Regions from separate parts of the Homo sapiens genome. Here region 2 is linked to region 1. A link is an interaction called in ENCODE POLR2A ChIA-PET data of the cell type or tissue named here. Cell type or tissue: PC-3. All regions are shown on one strand. Region 1 overlaps DDHD1 (DDHD domain containing 1). Region 2 has its middle 53 kb from the start of CDKN3.

Region 1 (2,500 bases):
GACACAGCAAACACCTAAATATACCAGAATCACTATAGCAGAATATAGGAGAATGCAAGTAGCAATAGAAACACATAATAGAAAATTTTAAATACATCACAGTACAAATCTGGTATGACAAGATGTCTCAAGATCATCTAGTATATTTCTTGTCTCAAACCTGAAGTTAGCCATTTTTTTCAAGGACTCTTGGTTTCTTTTAATGGGAAATGATATTTATAGTTCACAATCTTTATATTAGGAGTGTTCACTTATACTGGGTTTGTCTTCAGTTCTAGGCCTTTACTAGGACATTTTTACAAAGAGAAAATACATCACTAGTCCATACTGAAGTTTTTAATTAAAATTTATGATTACAAGCTTTTTTATTTATTTGATTTTTATATTTGTATCTCTTTTGTCTTATGCTTAAAATCTAGGTTCCTAATGATATTAATAAAATTAATACATTCATCTTAACCTACAGTTTCAAATTAGTAATACAAATAGTATTACTAACAATATGGTTATTGCAAAAGGTTTAAGATGTTTGCAGTTCTTTTTCTCCATATTTTATTTCCAAATATGTATGTACAAATGACGGAGTTTTAAATTCACTTGAAATAATTTCTCTTTATATGATTAAACCACCAGCATTCTACATAATTAGATCCATTTGTTTCATTTTGCTTTTTACTTTTAGGGTTTTGTTATTTTTATTTTATTTTTGCTTTATTAAAAAATTGTTTTAAAGAATTCAAGATAGTTTAGCTGACAGTTGTAGTTTATTTTAAATAACAACTAAAAGTCTTGGGTTTCTAGGAATAGTGTTTCATCAAAAGTTAGCCAAGAAAGTTTTTCTTGATTTTTTTTCCCTAAAGTAGATGAAATATTTACTAATATAATAGTTTCATTTATCCTGTATATGTACTAGAAGCCTCTAGTCTCCAAGGCAGCTCTAAAAAGTGCCACACACTACTACCACACACACTATTTCTAAACACTAGTCTGGATTTTATATTAATATTTTCTAAGACATTGGAACTATCATCAGAGCCTTGCATGAAACTCGTTTTAACAAACCCTTAGCCTACTAATTTTGGTTATTCAGAGTCTCAATTATATACATAGCTGCTCATCTATCTTTCTAGTGCTAAAGTGATTTTTAGGCATAATAATTTAATATAAGTAAAAGTATGTGCCATAGAATATGATACACTCTGGCTCAAAATCTGGATTTTACAACTTTAAATGGGCCAGGCGCAGCAGCTCATACCTGTAATCCTAGCACTTTGGGAGGCCAAGGTGGTCACATCTCTTGAGCCCAGGAGTTTGAGACCAGTCAGACCAGTCTGGGCAACACGGCAAAACCACATCTCTACCAGAATAATATAAAAATTAGCCTGGAAGGTCAAGGCTGCAGTGAGCTGTGGTCACACTACTGCACTCTATCCTGGGCAACAGAGCAAGATAAATATCTCAAAATAAATAAACATAAATAAAAGTTTAGATGATTGTATTGGGTCATGAAAATCTGTTTTTGTGACAGCAGTAGCAAAATATAAGATTGTAGATACTGTGTCTCTTTTGGGGAAGTTGAATCTTAAAATGTGTATAATTCTGTGATTTCTCTTTTTCAGAGGCTGATAAAATACCAGTAATGCGTGGACAGTGGTTTATTGACGGCACTTGGCAGCCTCTAGAAGAGGAAGAAAGTAATTTAATTGAGCAAGAACATCTCAATTGTTTTAGGGGCCAGCAGATGCAGGAAAATTTCGATATTGAAGTGTCAAAATCCATAGATGGAAAAGATGGTAAGATCAATTGATACATTTAATATATTCTACAAACCAAGTAAGTTGTTGATAAAGTTTAGAGTGGTTTGTAAATTTGACATAATAATTCAGGAGGTTTAGAATTAGAAAATTTGATTTTTTTAAACATTTGATTATTCTAGAATTTAAAAATTAACTACTATAAATATCTGAACTATCTCAATTTTTATTTTAATATGTATGGTAAGTGTCATGATATTAACACAGTTTACTATAAATGTACAGATTGTTACAATGCACTCCCTATTTAATCTTTTTTAGTAATTTTTTAGTTATCAAAGGAAATTGAACTTAACCCAAAAATTCCTTGTTGTTATATCAAGACAAGTTTCATTAATATTTCAATGTTCTTTTCCTGAAGTTCAAAAAAAAAATCTTTAATTATCTTTGTGTATCTCTTAGTTATCCCCTATTGAAAACCATATCAAGTTTTAATTTGAAACAATCTACTCATTACATTTCTTTATTCAGCACTTGCATATTTTTGTAACAGTTCAAAATACTGTATAGTAGCTAAGATTGCCACATTTTCATTGTGTGTCTAAATCTTGAGTAAACTTCAAAATATGTGGTAAAGTTAAAAATACTTCTATTGTTCCATTTACTGCAGGCAGTGGGATCAACTATTCTGGTGAGTATAACTGTACAGGTAGATTAGAATTTGTAGATTTGTCTGAAGTTTTTCT
Region 2 (2,500 bases), 1.2 Mb before region 1:
AGAGAGGAAATGGGGAATGCCGTGGTCAGTGGGGTGGGGGTTAAGGGGGGTAGGGGTTAGGGGTGCTGGTGGCTTGTACTGTGATGTAGGGTGGTCAGGGAAGGCCTCCCTGTATAAAAGGTGCCTTTTGAGTGAAGAGCAAGTCATGAGGATAACAGGAGGAAGGGAACTCCGGGCAGACGGCACAGCAAGTGCAAAGCCTCTGAGGAAGGACTGTGGCTGCTGTGTCTGAGGACCCCAGAGGCCAGACGGCCTGGGACAGAGTGGGGAGGAGGAGCATGGGGGGAAGTGCAGTGAGAGAAGACCAGGACCAATAGGAGGCCAGAGGGAGTGGGGCCCCAGCACCACTGTGAGGCCTGGCTTCTAATCTGAGAGATCCGGAAGCCAGTGGAGGGGTTTGTGTGGAGGAGTGACACGGTCTGGCTGCTCTGCTGGGACAGACGGTGGGGTGTGTGTGGGAGGGTGGAGGGGAGAGCCGGGCAGAATCAGGGAGACTCTTCCTGGAATCCAGGGGAGAGATGGTGGTACCAGGGACCAGCGTGTTGGGGAGAAGTGGCTGGGTTCTATATCTGCCTGGAAGTTCAGGCTGAAAGGATCTGCGGCCTAGAGTGAGGACTGTGAAGTGTGTGTGTGTGTGTGTGTGTGTGTGTGTGTGTGTGTGTGTGTGTTGTTGAACAGGGGAGGTTTAAAATGTACCTTCCCATCCAGCCCTCTCCTGCACAACCTCACATCAAGGTTGGAAGGGGATGGTCTTTAGACTTTAGGATTTCTGCCCTCAACACGAGTGTCTGAGAACTGCCTTTGGGGGCTGTTGTAGGAGGTGAAACCAATTTGATCATAATGGGAGAGAAAACCCCTCCATGGCCCAGGGTGGATTTACCTGATCACCCATCTTTCCCGGTCCTTGGTGCCGTGTGGACATCTGCGACCCAGTGGCCACTCAAAGGAAATGACCTCATGAGCGTGCCTTTCAAGCCACACAGGATGGATTGGAGTGCGACATTTGGCCGGTCGCTCTGGTTTACACCAAATGCAACAACTTGTGGCCTGCAGATCCTCAGTATAAATAGCTGGAAAAGCCTGACCTTGACAAGCTCATTTCTCATTCCTTTCTTGTTACAGGTAATAGAGCTGAAAATGTGGTTTTAATTATAGCACTAATGAAAACTGAAAATCCAGACAGACACTTGATGAACTCTGCTGCGCTTTATATTACATTTGTGCTAACTACAAAGTGCCCAGCTGGGTGTAACATGATCCCCTTTCCTCGAGCATCCGCCTGACTGAAGCTGTATAATTGATGTGTACTTTGGCAGGAGGTCAGCTTAAAGGGTTTTTTTTTTTTTTCTTTAAGATTTTTTTTTAAACATCTTTAACGGTACTTTGGGGAAAGGGGTACGTTTATTACCTGGGCTGGGAGAACATTTCTCTGGGTTGCCTGACATGCCCCACCCCCATTCCAAACTTCTTCTAGAGCATTCCGTACAGCACCTTCAGGAGAAGCTCCAGGGCCAGAAATGAGCTGAGAGACTGACTTTAACTTGGAGCCCTGTAACTTTGTTGTCGGCCGGTGACTTTACCACGCAGCCCTCCTCTCTCTATTCCTACCTGTCAGAAGGACGTGTTCAGAGTCTCTGTAAGGGACAGTTTCGGTAGCTGTGACATGGAGGCTGTGACCCATTGGCCTTGCATGCTGGCCTTCGTGTGCTGCACTGCCTCTCTCCCCAGGCCATGGGGCTCCTTACACGTAGAGGTGCTGAATAAAATACAGGATGCCCAGTTATATTTGAATTTCAGATAAACAGCAAATGCTTTCAAATTATTTTTGTTTATCTGGAATTCAAATGTAACTGGTCATCCTGTAGTTTCATTTTTGAATCTGGCAACCCAGCTCATAGAGTTTCTGTGGCTGGACAGGGTCTCGGAAGGGACTTAGGAAGAATTCCTGCCCTGACTTAGAGACAATGTAAGGTTAACTCTGCTTTAGCTAACCACAGACCTTCATCCACATCCCATCAGACTACCACATCGCGCTCTCACCCTGCTCCTTAGGCCACACCCTGCATTCACTCCTGTGGTTCTAGATGATTGGAATTCATGGCACAGCCAACCTCAAAAACAATGAAAGGTTCTGTAAAGGCCCACTGGTGATCATGGTGTCTTTACTGGCTGGGTGGGTGGCCAAGTTACATAATCTCTTTCTTGTTTAGTTTGTAATCTTTTTGTTTTTATTTACATTTTTGAATGGGTAATCTATTCATATTACTTACAGAGATTTCAATAAAACATGAAAGGTATACAGTAAGAAGTCTCCCTTTCCCTTTTCTTGTTCAGCCATCCAGTTCCTTCTCTTGTAGGCAACACATACTATTAGTTTCTTATTTTTCCTTCTAGAGATATTTATGCATAGATACACAAATAAGTATATATCCTCCCTCTTCCCGATTTCTACACAGCTGTCAGCATATTGGACCCACTGTGCTCATTGCAGTAAAAGCGT

The links. ChIA-PET counts read pairs that join two places held together with the same protein. Peaks named below come from ENCODE experiments on the same cell type or tissue, not always from the same donor. Only the 100,000 strongest peaks of a DNase experiment are listed, where the experiment ranks them.
Region 2: POLR2A ChIA-PET joins it to region 1 with 9 read pairs; 1 of 35 experiments calls an interaction of 5 or more read pairs at or near these places.

The regions. Positions count from the first base shown.
Region 1 is chr14:53,102,976-53,105,475 of GRCh38, reverse strand. It overlaps DDHD1 (DDHD domain containing 1), which reads left to right. Exons shown (of 13, transcript NM_001160148.2): 2 at 1,620-1,793. Among named protein-coding and RNA genes, the nearest start is that of DDHD1, 49 kb to the left of the region's middle. In PC-3, no CTCF peak of the experiment used is centred here; a DNase peak (open chromatin) is centred at 1,335.
Region 2 is chr14:54,342,541-54,345,040 of GRCh38, reverse strand. No RefSeq gene overlaps it. Among named protein-coding and RNA genes, the nearest start is that of CDKN3, 53 kb to the left of the region's middle. In PC-3, no CTCF peak of the experiment used is centred here; a DNase peak (open chromatin) is centred at 1,270.